Regions from separate parts of the Homo sapiens genome. Here region 2 is linked to region 1. Evidence: chromatin loops called from intact Hi-C (ENCODE). Cell type or tissue: CD4-positive, alpha-beta T cell. All regions are shown on one strand. Each heading gives the region's core, and the rest is flanking DNA. Links, peaks and the distances in the headings are about the cores only.

Region 1 (8,352 bases), core at 278-8,277:
CATGATAGAATTCTGTTTTTTTAGGCTGCCAAAAAAATATATATGCAACCAGAATGGAATTTCAATGTAAAATAAGTTATTGTTATTTATACCTGATGTGTAAATTTTGAATTGGGATTTGCTTAATAATTATTAATCTCGTTTTTTCCTCATTTATACACAACCATCTCCTGCTCTCTGAATTTCCTTGGTTCATGTTGTATTTTCAGCTGATTTTGACCAACTTGCTCTCTCTCTTTCTTTCTTTTTTTTTTTTTTGATTTTGCTTTAAGTTCTGGAATACATGTGCAGAACCTGTAGATTTGTTACATAGGTATACATGTGCCATGGTGGTTTGCTGCACCTATCAACTTGTCATCTAGGTTTTAAGCACAATTTTTAAAAATCCCATCTATCATTGATGGGCATTTGGGTTGGTTTTGTGTCTTTGCTATTGTAAATAGGGCTGCAGTAAACATACACGTGCATGTATTTTCATAATAGAATGACATATATTTCTTTGGGTATTACTCAGGAATGGGATTGCTGGGTCAAATGCTATTTCTGGTTCTAGATCCTTGATGAATTACCACAGTCTTCCACAATGGTTGAAGTAATTTACATTCCCACCAACAGTGTAAAAGCTTTCCTGTTTTTCCACAGCTTCACCAGCATCTGTTGTTTCCTGACTTTTTAATAATCACCATTCTGAGGGGCATGAGATGGTATCTCATTGGTGTTTTGATTTTCCTTTCTCTAATGATCAGTGATGTTGAGCTTTTTTCATCTTTATGGGCCACATAAATGTCTCCTTTTGAGAAATGTCTGTTCATGTTTTGCCACTTTTTGATGTTTTTTTTTCTAAATTTGTTTAAGTTCTTTTTACATTCTGGATATTAGACCTCTGTCAATTGGATAGACTGCAAAAATTTTCTCCCGTTCTGTAGGTTGCCTGTTCGCTGTGATGACTGATAATTTCGTTTGCTGTGCAGAAGCTCTTTAATTAGATGCCATTTGTCAATTTTAGCTTTAGATGCAGTTGCTTTTGGCAATTTCATCATAAAATCTTTGCCCATGCCTATGTCCTGAATGCTATTGCCTATGTTTTATTCTAGGGTTTTTATGGTTTTGGGTTTTACATTTAAGTCTTATATCCATCTTGAGTTAATTTTTGTATAAGATGTAAGGAAGGGTCCAGTTTCAGTTTTCTGCATATGGCTATCCAGTTTTCCCAGCACCATTTATTAAATAGGGAATCCTTTCCCCATTCCTAAAGTATTGAGAAAGAGATTCTCTTTTCCAGTTTCCAATTTTATTTTATGAAAGAAATGTGTCAGTTTTTACTGACATTTAACAGAGTATTAATCAAAATAATGATCAATTACTATTGTAAATAATTTTACATTTTATGCTTTAAATATATAAAATATTAAATGTATTAATATGATTTATCAGTGCATCACATTTATGAAATTTATTCATTGACATGTATTTTCAAAAAGGAAACACTATGCAGATAAAAGATAATCCACATTTTTGGCGGGTCCAACTTATTACTTCCCTCCATTGCAAAGGCAGATCTTTCACAATTTTCTGTATGTGTTATCCTGATTTTTCTTTTCTCATTGATTCTTCTACCTACCCCAGTATGGCTTCTGCTGATTAATTCTATCAATCCAGCTCTCAGTAATCTCTGCATTGCCATCTATTTTCTTCCTGTAGTGCTCAGTTTTAATTCACATTTTCTATAAGTCTATTGATTCTTTTTATAAGCATGTTTGTTTTCTAAATACACTTTTATCATCATTCCCTCTTCTCCTTCTAATATTGAGGTATTCCACCTCTGTTTTCTTTGTGTCTCTTCTGTTCCCACACTTTAATGGTGGAAGGTCCTCAGAATCCAGTTTAAGTCTTTTTTCCCTCTCCACTTCCTCCCCACATGACAGCCTTCATTTTTGGCCTTTCCATTGCCAGTTATGAACTTCCAGATATCGTATTCCTTGGAAACTGCAAACTCATATATCTGACTGGCAATGTACATTTTCAATTACATGTTTGAAAGTCAGTTTATCTCTACTTTTTTTTCCAGACATGTCTCAATCTACCTTGTGCTAAGAAGAATTCATTGCTTTTTTACTTCGTTACCATACAGCAGTTTGTATAACTGATATTAATTCAGCATTATTATTGTTTTTAGATTTATTTCCTGACAAAAATCAAAGATACAAGAGAACAGGAGCTGTATTTTTTATATTCATGTTTACATCCTTAAGGCAACATATAACCTGGTATAGAAAATGTATTTTTCTATAACTTGAATAAAATTATGATAGGTAACTTGATTAAATCATCTATTTTGAAATCAGGTTGTACAGTCAGGCTTGACGTTTTATCTTAAAAAATAACCAAACACAAGAAATTTTGTATAGTAAAAATTTAATGAAAAAGGAAATTAATATATTGGCTAAATATGAAGAACATATTTGTTATATTAACCACAATGTAAAGGTACACATGATATTACATAAAAAATAATTTAAATAATAAAAATAGTTAAATAAATAAATATTTAAATAAATAGATGAAAGGAGACATCAGCATGGTCATCTGTAAAGGACTAGTGCCTGCACAGGTATACATGATGCTTCTTTACACTCCTGAAAACATTTGAAAATTTTGATTCAACTTGTGGTGGTTATAGGAGAAGTGAGTCTTTGAAATGGAAGAACTCATGAAAGTGTGAGATGATGTATTAGTCAATGAGAATCATTTCCATGATGAACCAGTTTTCAATCCTTCCTCCTTAATCTTTTTTGCAAGTTTGTTGAAAAAGAGAGGGATCTCATGATTTCTGCTCTGACAACCTCCCAGGCACAAGGGCTGTATTTCTTCTCCATCAGATAAAGAGTGATTCTTTGGAAGTATTTCTTCACAGCCAGGATGGAGTCCTCATTCATCAGGGGAGTCTCTTCCACCCCAACCTCCTGTATCACACAGGCTTCCAGGTCATTCATTTGCTGGAAAAGTTCAATGTAGAATTTTTCTAGGAGGGTCTCATCCCAAGCAGCAGATGAGTTCTTTGTGCTGAAGAGATTGAAGGTCTGCTGCATCATCTCATGGAGGACAGAGATGGCTTGAGCTTTCTGGAACTGGTTGCCATCAAATTCCTCCTGGGGAAATTCAAAGTCATGTCTGTCCTTCAGGCAGGAGAAAGGAGAGATTCTCCTCATTTGTGCCATGAGCATCAAAGTCCTCCTGTTATTCAGGCTGTGGGTTTGAGACAGATTACAGCCCAGAGAGCAGCTTGACTTGCAGCTGAGCACCACCAGGGCCATCATTAAAGCAAAGGGCAATGCCATTGGGAATCCCGAAGATGCTGCTGGGCTGGTTGATGAGGGGTAACACTGAACCTTGGGTTGTAGGTTTTCTGAAGACCTTGCTCTGTGCATAGGTCTTAAATAAGGAACATACTAGCTTCCATTTTCTGAACGTCTTCATGTTTTTTTCTACTTCTCTTTTGGCTTTCCTTTATGTCCTGTCTACATGGGTGTAGAGCAGTTTCTCAACCACTTTTATTTTCAGTATTACCTCATCTTTCCCTGCCCCATGGGCTTTTTAGAAATTTCTTTCTAATTCAAAGTCCCATTAAATTTTAATAACACAGACATACCATATATTTGTTGATATACTGTACATATCTATTTATAAGGAGTGTAAAGTTTAATCTTTTTATTTAACATAGTGTTAAGAATGACCAAATGGGCTGGGCCCGGTGGCTCACACTTGTAATTCCAGCACTTTGGGAGACCAAGGCAGATGGATCACGAGGTCAGCAGTTCAAGACCAGACTTGCCAACATGGTGAAACCCCGTCTCTGCTAAAAATACAAAAATTAGTCGGGCATGGTGGCAGGTGCCTGTAATCCTAGCTACTCAGGTGGCTGGAGCAGGAGAATTGCTTGAACCCGGGAGGCAGTGGTTGCAGTGAGCCAAGATTGCAACATTGCACTCCAGCCTGGGTGACAGAGCGAGTCTCCATCTCAAAAAAAAAAAGAAAGAAAGAAAAAAAGAAGACCAAATGAAATTTTTAAGCTAAAAGTTAATAGTTAAATTTAAAACCCATGGACATTTAACTCAATTTGTTTGTGTCTTTAAAATGATTTATTTACCTATATAAATTGTAATGTGTCCAATTCCATCAGCAAATTAACAAATTATAAAAACACATAATAATACCTAATATTATAAAATACTTAAAAATCATTTAAAACTGCTAAAGACTACTAAAATTTAATTTTTTAACATTTACTTTTAGTCTAACTTAATTTTCTGTCATGTTAGAAAATGTTTAACTTCACTAGCTGCTAGATATTCATCCAGATATTGTATAGATTTTTTTCTCTTCAGTGCTTGACATAATTATTGATGTATTGAGCACCTTTAGTAGAATTAAATAATAAAATATAAAGTATTTGCATTTAATTCTGAAAGCCCACAGCACAGTCAGAAATGCTAAGGATTAAACATAAGCAACATTCACAAGATGGCTAATGACAGCCCATATGTATACAGAGGCCACCTCAGATGTTATGACTTTGATGTCTAGTAAACCTTAGAAATTCCTCCAATCACAGCACCCATTTGACATAGGTTTGTAACGCTGATCTTATATACCTTGTGTGTATCTTCCATGAACTCAATGTCAGTACTTTTCATGTGATACACAAGATAACCCAATGGAAAAAAAGTACTAAGGAATAAGGTTTTGTCAGATAGAGTTGAGTTTTAGAGTGCTACCAATCACCGAAATACCCAAGATTTGTCAACACACTCAAAAATAACTTTTACACTTTTGGGAGCAATATCATACTGAAGGAGTATATGTAGTTAAGAAAAAGCCATTAATTTGATTAAACAAATTTTTGGCCCTAAAATTCAAATTTCCAAAGGACCTGCAGATGTTCCAATTCTAGTTGATTTTTATCAAACTAAAGGAAACCCTTTTTGTCCTAAATGTCCATAATGGGATGTAAATGTGATAACATAAATGTGTTGTACAATTGTTTCACATGCAGGACACCAGAAACCTTTATTTCTCATTTTCATTTTCATTTTTATTGAAAACAAAGGTTGTCACTTTTTGCATCCTAAAGAACTGGGACAAAAGAAACCCCAAAACAAATGTATATCTAAATGTGATAAAAATGTAAAAAGGAAGCAATATATTAATGGGAAAAAAACAAGGACAAAAAGCAACTTACGTACATTCAGCCCAGCCAAGTTGGAGATTAAGGAATGGGGAAGAACAGAAGCAGGAAAGTAGAACGGATGTAGATCAAAGGCAGCAAATGGGCATGGGCTAGAAGAAAAGTAATCATTCCTGAACAAGGGTGTGTTTTCTGCTTTTCTGAATACAGCCTTCACAGAGAGTCATGGGACACACACCAACCGCTAGAGTTTATACACAAAAAAGGCAAATTTTAAAGACTACAGTATATTATCCACATAATGGGTAAGTGTTATTTCCCAAGCTCTCCCTTAATGTATACATAAACTCAAGAGGTCAATGTTTTTCTTATCATGTCTCTTAGAAGAAAGAAAGGAATCGATAATTTCAAAGGACACTTCTCCCAACTTAATAATGTGTGTGTTTTCAAATTTTTGGATTTTAGCCTTTCTAATATGTATGTAGTGGTATCCCATTATTGTTTTAATGTGCAATTCCCTAATAATGTGTGATGCTGAGCATATTTTCATATGTTATTTGCCATCTTTGTATCTAGTTTGATTAGGAGTATATTCAGAGGTTTTGCCTAATTTCTAATTGGGTTGTTTGTTTTCTTATTGCTGAGTTTTAAGTATTCTTTGAATATATATATATATACATATATATGTGTGTGTGTGTGTGTGTGTGTGTTAATTTTTAATTTTTGTGGGTATATAGTAGATGTATATATTTAAGGGGTACATGAGATATTTTGGTACAGGCATACAATGAGTAATAATTTCATCAGGGTAAATGGGGTACCCATCACCTGAAGCTTTTATCCTTCGTGTTACAAATAATCCAATTATACTCTTTTAGTTATTTTTAAATGTACAATAAATTAGTGTTGACTATAGTCACAATGTTATGCTATCAAACTAGATCTTATTCATTTCTATATAATGGTATTTTTGTATCCCTTAGCCTTTCCCTCTTTCCTCCTCCACTACCCTTCTCAGACTCTGGTTACTATCATTCTACTCACTATTTCCATGAGTTCAATTGTTTTAATTTTTAGCTCCTACAAGTGAGAACATGCGAAGTTTGTCTTTCTATGCCTGGCTTATTTCACTTAACACAATGACTTCCAGTTCCATCCATGTTATTGCAAATGATAGGATATCATTTTTTTAATGTGTCAATTGTACTCCATTGTATATGTGTATGTATTATTTGTATATTTTGGATAACAGCCATTTGTCAGATGTCTTTGCAAATATATTCTCCCAGTATGTGGCTTTTCAAATTCTCATGACAGTGTCTTTTGCAAAGCAGGAGTTTTAATTGTAATAAAATCCAATGTATCACTTTTTTAAATGAATCATGCTTTTGGTATTTTATCTAAAGTTATCATCAAACACTAGGTCATCTAGATTTCCATGTTTTCAAAAGGACACATTTTTGAAAAACATATCTTCTTTTCTTACTAGGTATGACTCTTACAGTTGGTGCCAATATTCGTAATGCAAATCCTAGTTATATTCAGGTATAATGGGTGTGGGAATTTCAATTACAAAACCAACATTATCTTCATCCTTTTCACAGTACCATCTCACCTCAGAATACTGAGGTTTCACGTCTCTAGTGACACCCTCTGTTCTGAAGTGACAAAATGTAGCTTGATTAATATGCATATAGCCATGTGTCCTGACCTCCAACTCTCCCTGACTCAACCCCCTTTGGTAGGGCATGGGTTAATTCTGTCAGTAAGATATTCCTTTATTGGGTAGTCTCAAGTGTCCCCAAAATAATCCCCCAACATTCTTCTCATTGCCTAAGCACTACTCCTATTTACCAAGTGTGAATATAACTGAGAAAGTAGCTAACTGAGAAAGTAGCGAGATGTAACCTTCTCTCCTCCTGACCCAGGTGTCAAATAGTCTGACAGCCTACACATGATTCCAGCAAACATTTTTTGTATTCCCATGCTCCCATTACCAGATATGCAATAAAGAATCTCAATTTATACCTCCACCCATGGCATTTATCATTAAATCTTGACCCACATACCCAACTGTCAATATGATTTCTGTACTTTCATGTTTTCCAGGCACCTTAGAAAGGAAATTTATTATTTTTTTCCAGCATGATTCATACCTAAAATTTTTGTTATATAAACATCATTGTCCTTTACTTCTTTTTGTAGTATTTCATATAAGTGAAATTAAGTAAATATTAGTACAGCTTTTATATTTCTTTCTCTGTAATAATTCAAGTTTCCACAAAGAAGGAAGTGTATTACCTTTATTCACCTGTGTTTCCTGACAGCAATTCCATAATATATCACTTTGCTGACAAATTTTTACATATGATATGAAGGGAATGAAAGAAAAAGTAAATGAATATTGTCATTCATTCTTCATTTGGGTTTAGAAAACCAGAATTTGGAATTTATTTTTAGAACAAAAAATCCAAAAATTTTTCTTTACTAAGAATGTATTAAATAATACTTTTTTTAATCAAATGAAAAGTTGAACATGTATTACACACTTTAGTACAATGTAAAAGTGAATATCTATTATAGGAAATAGACAAATATTAGAAATATGACAAGTTGCAAGAGTAAATATAAATAATATAGCAAAAATTTGTTCTAAGTAGGTGGGGGAAGTATTCAATTGCCATAATTTTAACTTTAGTAAGCAAATAATTTTTATTTTGAAAATTGTAGATTTTATTGGTCAACTCTTACTTTCATTCTTCAATACTTAAAACTATTGAACACTTGCTTGATTTGACCTTTCTGAGCTGGCCACAGGGGTGTTAATAATGTTGATAATGTTGTCTCTTGTTGGCAACTAATATGACAGAAACTAGGACTTTCAGTTGTTTATCCAGTTAGTGTTTTTCTTGGGGTTGTTTACCTGCATCTCTGCCTTACTCTGACAGTACAGGGCAAGTTAGGCTCCAGACTATTCTGTCAGGAAGAAATAGGCTTCTTTCCTTTATTGGTTTGTGGTTTTTTGTTTTAAATTTGCTTCTTTGCACATAGTGATTTTCTGGACAAGGTTTGTCTTGCTGTTTCTGCATTACATTATAATTCATGATGAAGTAACAAAAATTAAGAGAAGTAAAAGTGAGGCAAAGGGGCCACATTGTTTTTTTCTA
Region 2 (8,352 bases), core at 269-8,268, 74 kb before region 1:
AGAAATAAACCCAAATGCTTACAGCCAACTGAACTTTGATGAAGCAAACAAAAACATAAAGTGGGGAAAGGACACCCTATTCAACAAATGGTGATGAGATAATTGGCAAGCTACATGTAGAAGAATGCAACTGGATCCTCATCTCTCACCTTATACAAAAATCAACTCAAAATGGATCAAAGACTTAAATGTAAAACCTGAATCCATAAAAATTCTAGAATATAACACCTGAATAGAATAGAATAGAACACCGGAAAAATCCTTCTAGACATTGGCTTCTAGATATAATTCTAGATCAAAGACTAAGACCTGAAACCATAAAAATTCTAGAAGATAACACCAGAAAAACCCTTCTAGACATTGGCTTAGGCAAAGACTTCTTGACCAAGAACCCAATAGCAAATGCAACAAAAACAATGATAAATAGGTGGGACTTAATTAAACTAAAAAGTTTCTGCACAGCAAAAGAAACCATCAGCAGAGTAAACAGACAACCCACAGAGTGGAAGAAAATCTTCACAATCTATACATCTGAGACAGGATTTATTAGACCCCTTTGACAAGTAACCTCCTTAGGAGAAAGGCCTATATCTTGTTCACTCTTTTATCATTATCACAGGTCTCATAGTAATGACTCAAGATACAATTATTAACAAGTATCATATTCCAGTAGGATACAATTATTAACAACTATCACATTCCAATAGGTGTAGCTAAAAACATAAAAAAAAGACAGTTGTTAACAAATAGTGTTCTCAGATTTTCTCTTAAAAAGGAGCACTTTCAGCCAGGCATAGTGGCTCATGCCTGTAATCCTAGCACTTTAGGAGGCTGAGGCGAGCAGATCACTTGACATCAGAAGTTCAAAACCAGCCTGGCCAACATGGTGAAACATCATCTCTAATAAAACATAAAAATACAAAATTGTCTGAGCATGGTAGTGCACACCTGTAGTCCCAGCTACTTGGAAGACTGAGGCATGAGAATTGCTTGAGCCTGTGAGCCAGGGGTTGCAGTGAGCTGAGATTGTGCCATAGCACTCCAGCCTGGGCAACAGAACGAGACACTGTCTCAAAAATGAAAACAAGCAAAGAAACAAAAAAACCAGGAAGACTTTCAAGTGTGGCCATGTCCATGTGACTGTGCCTCACCAAGGCCTCAGGTGCAGGATTGTTGCAAGAGTTTTTCACTCAGTATTGTTGTCAAAATCACTGGCTAGCTTATATGTTTTAATTGCACATGGGTGTGCCAATTTTAATTCCAAGACCCACAACATTGTTATCCTTTCCCCAGCACAATCTCACCTCTCAGAGAGCACAACTTTAATCTGACCCTCTGGATCTGAGTGCTCACAGACACACCTCTTCCAATCTAACTCTTGCCAACACACTAATGTGATAGTACAAGTTAGCTCATCACAACTTGAAACTTTTAGTATACCTTTACTATAGGGTGATTGCTTTTGTTCCCTAAACAATCAAATATCTCCAGAGTACTTCTGTGAATGACCTAGGTTGGCAGCAGTAACCTCATCTTCCTTTGATCAGATACTTAGGTGTCAAGTGTCTTCATAGCCTCCAGATGACAAAAGCAAAAATGTATGCTCAATATGTGTGCATGTGGTCAGGGGGTGGGTAAATTATCCTTTTTAAATTTTTATCTTAGATAGCAAAATAAATTTATTTGCCAATTGTTGATTTCTAATTTGAGTTCAATGCATTAAACTGTTGAACATTTATTACGCTCCAAATTTCTTAGCTAGCCAGAGGATTCAATGATTACTTTTTCTTATAAGGAGGTCATATTGAAGTAACTACTGAATGTCCCTTCATTTTTCCATTGGTGCATTTCTACTGAGCTTCTTGGTTTACCATTCTCCACCTCACAATAAAAATGTGGGGCAATAAAGTCCAGAATATGATGCTAGATAAAATTACTCTTCCTTACTGGTCTCATTGTCTTTCTATATATATCTATCTCTCTCTCTATATATATATATTTCTATATCTATCTATCTATCTATCTATCTATCTATCTATCTATCTACATAATTAAATTAGTATTTTTCTTTGCCAGGGTTGTCTTATTGCTTCTGAATTACTCCCTATTTCATCTTGAGTTTAGTACCTCAACAGGGAAATAAAAATGTAAAGAATCTGGTAATGCAAAGAATCTGTATTATTATTTCCCATAATTTTCAAGTCATCATTTTTCTTTCTCCATTAAACTTTTTTAATAAGCCGTTATTACATTTGCATAAGTTGAGGCAAAAGAAGAAATGTAAGTCTCAATATAATAAAAGTAAAAGAAACAAAGTGACTCTCTAGATGAAAAAAGAAAATGGAAGTTCTTGTTTTCTCTTATCCTTTCACCTACCTCAGTATGGTTTCTGCTTATTACTTCCACTTGTCCATTTCTCATAAGGTCAGCAATGATCTGTGTTCCCACTGTAGTGAATGGTTTCAATCCACAGAGCAGTTTAATGACATTTAACATAGTATTAATCAAAATAATGAAGAAAAACAATGATTATTATAATTAATTAAAGTGTCATAATTTCAAATCAAAATATTAAACATATTAAAGTGGTTTGGCTGTCCATCAAATTCACAAAATCTATCCAGAGACAAATATATTTTTTGAAGTAAAAATTATTCAGAGAAAAAAAATCCACATTCTTTTCAAAGTCCCACTCTATTTCTGTCCTCCAATTCTGAAAGCAAACTTCAAAATCATTTTCTATATGTATTGTCACTGATTTCTCTTCTCCGATTCACTCTTCCAGCTTACTCCACTATGATTAATTCCACCCAACTATCTCTATCAGCAGCAATGCCATCTATTTTCCAGATGTAGTGTACACTTTCAATCCACATTTTGCAAGAATGCATTGATTCTTCTAAGCAGTTTCAGTCTTTTAAATATGCTTTTAACAACATTTTTTCTTGTCCCAATGCATGGCCATTCAAACTCTTTCCTGGCTCTTCTCTCCCTTTAAAGTTGAAGTTTGCAGGAATAAATTTTAAGTGTTTTTCTCATTCTATTCAACCCATGTGACATATTCTGTTCCCAAGCTTTCACTTCATGGTATTGCTTGTAAATTACAGACAAAAATATCAGGTTACCAATGGACACTTGCACTTAGATGTCTACTTGTCTGCTATAGAGGATATCTACTACTTTTTTAAAAAAAATTTTGATATGCCTTGCTTCAGTTTTACTGAATTTCATTTGTTTTTATTTCTTCTCACTATAGCATTTAATGTAACAGGTATTAGAAAGTATAGTTATTATTTTCCTTACAAAAATAAAAGATACAAGAAAGCGAAAACGGTATTTGTTATGTTCACCTGGATATCCTAAGGGCAATATAAAACCTCGCTTAGAGAAAGTCAATTTTTACTTACAATTTGGATACAATGATGATGGGTAAATGAATTGTACCATCCATTCTTTAATGAGATTGCACATTTGGGCTTGGTATTTCTTTATTAAAGAATAAACAAATAATATAAGAAGTTTTAATAGTAAAAATTAATAAAAAGAAAATAATATATTGACTAAATATAAATAACATATTTTGATATAACACAATGTAAAAGTACACATAATATTACATGGACAAAAATAATTTAAATCTAATAAATAAATAAATATTTCAATAGATAGATAATTAGATCTATCAGCATGGTCATCTGTAAAGGACTAGTGCCTGCACAGGTAAACATGATGTTTCCTTACACTCCTGAAAAGATCTGAAAATTTTGATTCAACTCATGCGGTGGTTATAGGAGAAATGAGTCTTTGAAATGGCAGAAGTCATAGAAGTGTGGACTGGTGTATTAGTCAATACAGATCATTTCCATGTTGAAACAGGTTTCATTCCTTCCTCCTTAATCTTTCTTGAAAAATTTTTGATAAAGAGAAGGATCTCATGATTTCTGCTCTGACAACCTCCCAGGCACAAGGGCTGTATTTCTTCTCTGTCAGATAAAGAGTGATTCTTTGGAAGTATTTCTTCACAGCCAGGATGGAGTCCACATTCATCAGGGGAGTCTCTTCCACCCCAACCTCCTGTATCACGCAGGCTTCCAGGTCATTCAGCTGCTGGTTAAGTTCAGTGGAAAATTTTTCTAGGAGGCTCTGTTCCCAAGTAGCAGATGAGTCCTTTGTGCTGAAGAGATTGAAGGTCTGCTGGATCATCTCATGGAGGACAGAGATGGCTTGAGCCTTCTGGAACTGGTTGCCATCAAACTCCTCCTGGGGGAATCCAAAGTCATGTCTGTCCTTCAGGCAGGAGAAAGGAGAGATTCTTCCCATTTGTGCCAGGAGTATCAAGGCCCTCCTATTACCCAGGCTGTGGGTCTGAGGCAGATCACAGCCCAGAGAACAGATGGATTTGTAGCTGAGCACCAGCACGGCCATCAGTAAAGAAAAGGACAGGGCCATTGGGATGTTGCCAATATTGCTAGGCTACTTGAGATGGGTAACCTTGAACCTTGGCCTCTAGGTTTTCTGAAGACTTTGCTCTGTGCGTAGGTCTTAAATAGTGAACATACTAATTTCCATTTTCTAAATGCCCTAGTTTTACTTTCTATCTCTGTTTTTGCTTTCTTTATGCACTCTCTACATGTGTTTACAGATGTTTTTCATTTTTTTTCATCATTGCCTATTTTTCCCCTGCACTCAAAACATTTTATGGTATTTTTTTCTAATTGAAATCTTCATGAAATTTTAGTAACACAGATTTGGCTTATCTATTTATGTATAATATGTATATCTCTACTTCACAGATAAAAACTATAAAGTTTGCTCTTTTTATTCAAAGTAAAGAATGACAGAAATGTTAAACTAAAATCTAAGTTTAAAAGCTATTGACATTTAACTTAATTTGATAAGTATATTTGTGGAATAACTTTTAATGTAATTTGTTCATGTAAATTTTGTTTTATGAAATTACATATGCAAAATAAAAATCTATATAAATACACATTAATAATATGAATATAATTACATAGTTAATCATTCAAAACTGCTAAAAATATGAATCAATAATTTTTTAAAATTTTTCTCATAGTATATATATGAAGCTTTGAATTTTGCTTTATATGACAAAATAATTTGTAAACTTAACTAGCTCCAGCATTCATCCAGATATTGCCAACACATTTTTCTTTTCAGCACTTGACATAAATATTGATGTGTTGAATAACTTTAGTAGAAATAAATCACATAATATAAGCTATTTGCATTGAATTCTCAAAGTCTACAAAACATCCTGAAGAACTGAGGATCAAACATAAGCAATAACCATAAGATAGTCAATGACAGCCCAAAGATATGCAGGTTAAAGCCACATATTGTGATAAGACTTTAAGATCCAGCAAAAAAAAAATGGACAAAAAGTCCTCCAATCACAGTCATCTATTTGCCATAGGTTTGTAACACTGATCTTGCTAATATTTTGTTTATCTTCATGAACTCAATACCGTGCTTCTCATATCATACACAAGAAAACCCAATGAGAAAGATGTATATTAAGCAATGAAATTTTGTTGGATAGAGTTGTTGGAGAATCACAAACTATTGTAATATGTGAGATTTGTTTATACTATGAGAACTAATTTTTGTACTCTTAGAAGAAGTATCATTCTAATAAATATATGTGACTTAGAAAATATTATCAATTAAATCATTTTTGGCATTTTTCATTGAAGTTCACATTCCCTAAAGGTTTTCAGAAGTTCCTATCCAAGTCAATTCTTATGAAAAAAGAGACCATCTTTGTTCTAAATTCATAAATTTATAAATATTGAATATTATCATGTAAAGAATTAACTTTCAGAGTGGTCCTGAACTCTGGGTCTACTTTTTTTTTTTTTTTTTTGCATAAGAAGTTAGTTTGCCTCTGCCCTATAGATACTGAGTCCTTAAATGGAATGAGGTCTGTTTTAGCAAATCAGCTATTTAGTAAGTGGAGTTTTTCTAGTTTCTCATTTTTTCTTCTACTGGAAAGTGTTCAAGAATGAGGCTATTTTTCTTCATCATGGCCATATTTGCTGCAATTATAAGACAATGACAAAAATTTCCATTCAGCTTTTACTCAGAATCAATAATGCCCATTAAGTTTACTGCTAAAACCAGTGGGATTCTGGGGATTCAAGTTGCAAGAGCAGCATAATATTATCCTTTGCCTGGCACTATATTAACTATTTATGACCTTATCTCTAATCTGTCCTCTACTTTGTTATAATAGAAAATAACTAGCCTGGTGTCAAATACAGAGTCACATATCTGAATTCAAACTCTCCAATTCACACGGTTTATAGGAATCAGAAAATTTACTATTCCCAAAATTAGGGAATAATAGCCTCTGTCCTCCAGATAATCCTACAGCTTTCCTTCCCTGGATCAAATCCCGAGAATGTGTATGTGAACTGTAAATACTTGTGACATCATTTTTCCATCATATATAAATTTCAGCTTCAAATCACGTGATAATCTTTAGATGACACTGGTAGAAAATCAGCCTGTTTATATAAAGGTAGAGATTATGAAATGGACCAATTTTAGAAAATAACCAAACACATTTTATTATTCATTATTTTAAATGATTCACTTACATTCTTTGTATAATTGAACAATTAAAATATTCTACATTGTGAAATGTGCACAGGGGTTTCCATAATAGAGGAGGTTTCATTTCAGAAATGTATATTTTCTACATCAATTTAGTAGTTGATCCAGTCAGCAAATTTGTATTGAATTTTGGGCTCATCCTTTGTATCAGACCCTGAGAATAAAGGGCAATTTTGCCCAAGTTATTATTCTTAGTCTTTGAAACACTGGGGGAGAGAGTAATTTTTCTTTGTTCACTTGAGATCGTATTGGGAATTTTTGCATATTAATTTTCATGTAGTATTTTACTGTGAAAATTTGTTTTTCTATACTTTGATTTCATTTTCATATTCAGGTTAGTGTCAATGAAAGAGTATAAATATAATGTTTAAATGGACTATACAATTGTTCTATGTGGCATTCACAACAACAAATACATTCATATTTCTCACTTCACTTTTCCTAGAAGGTAGAAGTGGTCTGATTTTTCATCTTAATTTATGGGAACAAAAAGAAAACAAACATATGTCTAAATGTGATAAACATGGAAGAGGAGAAATACCTAATGTAAATGACACATTAATGGGTGCAGCAAACCAACATGGCACATGTACACCTATGTAACAAATTTGCCCGTTGTGCACTTGTACCCTAGAACTTAAAGTATAATAATAATAATAAAAAACGTGACAAGAGGGGAACTTAGAAAACATCTTGAGACAGATGAAAATGAAAACACAACATACCAAAACATATGTGATGCAGTGAAATCAGAACTAAAGGGGAAATTGAAAGCTGTAAAAGCTTATATTAAAAAAGAAGAAAGACCTCAAACCAATGAACTAACTACAAATTAAGGAACTAGAAAAAGAAGAAATAAACACATAGCTAGGAAGAGGAAGAAAATAAGAAAGACTAAAGCAGAAATTAATAAAATACAGAATAGAAAAGCAATTAAAAAATCAATGGAACTAAGCATTAGTCTTTTGAAAGGATCAACAAAATTGACAAACCCTTAACTATTTTAAGAAATAAGTAGAGAAAAATCAAATAAAAATCAGAAATAAGAGAGGACACATAACAGCTGATGGCATAGACCTAAAAAGGATCAGCCGGGCGCGCTGGCTCACGCCTGTAATCCCAGCACTTTGAGAGGCCGAGGCGGGCAGATCACGATGTCAGGAGATCGAGACCATCCTGGCTAACACGGTGAAACCCCATCTCTACTAAAAATACAAAAAAGAAATTAGCCGGGCGTGGTGGCGGGCGCCTGTAGTCGAGGCTACTCAGGAGGCTGTGGCAGGAGATAGGTCTGAACCCGGGAGGCGGAGCTTGCAGTGAGCCAAGATCGCGCCACTGCACTCCAACCTGGGCGACAGAGCAAGACTTCATCTCAAAAAAAAAAAAAAAAAAAAAAGTAAAATGGATTATAACAGACTACTACGAACAATTATACTCCAACAAATTGATTAACTTAGAAGAAATATATAAATTCCTAGAAACAAACAACTTACCAAGACCAAATCATGAATAAACAAAAAATCTGACTAGACCTATAACTAGTAAGGAGATTGAATCAGTCACCAAACTTCCCAATAACAACAACAATAAAAAACCATAATCAGATGGCTTCAGTGGATAATTCTATCAAACATTTAGGGAATTAACACCAATCTTTCTCAAAATCTTCCAAAAAATTGAAAAGGAAGGAATAGTTTCAAACTCATTTTATGA

Evidence for each region. A loop is a pair of places that touch in the nucleus more often than their neighbours do. Peaks named below come from ENCODE experiments on the same cell type or tissue, not always from the same donor. Only the 100,000 strongest peaks of a DNase experiment are listed, where the experiment ranks them.
Region 2: it touches region 1 in a loop (9-fold over the local background); 2 of 110 quality-filtered maps call a loop at or near these places.

What each region holds. Positions count from the first base shown.
Region 1 is chr9:21,236,598-21,244,949 of GRCh38, forward strand. IFNA14 (interferon alpha 14) reads right to left here and starts at 3,408. Exons shown (of 1, transcript NM_002172.3): 1 at 2,405-3,408. The coding sequence starts at 3,338. The coding sequence ends at 2,769. In CD4-positive, alpha-beta T cell, for the core only: no CTCF peak of the experiment used is centred there; no DNase peak of the experiment used is centred there.
Region 2 is chr9:21,162,164-21,170,515 of GRCh38, forward strand. IFNA21 (interferon alpha 21) reads right to left here and starts at 4,497. Exons shown (of 1, transcript NM_002175.2): 1 at 3,474-4,497. The coding sequence starts at 4,449. The coding sequence ends at 3,880. In CD4-positive, alpha-beta T cell, for the core only: no CTCF peak of the experiment used is centred there; no DNase peak of the experiment used is centred there.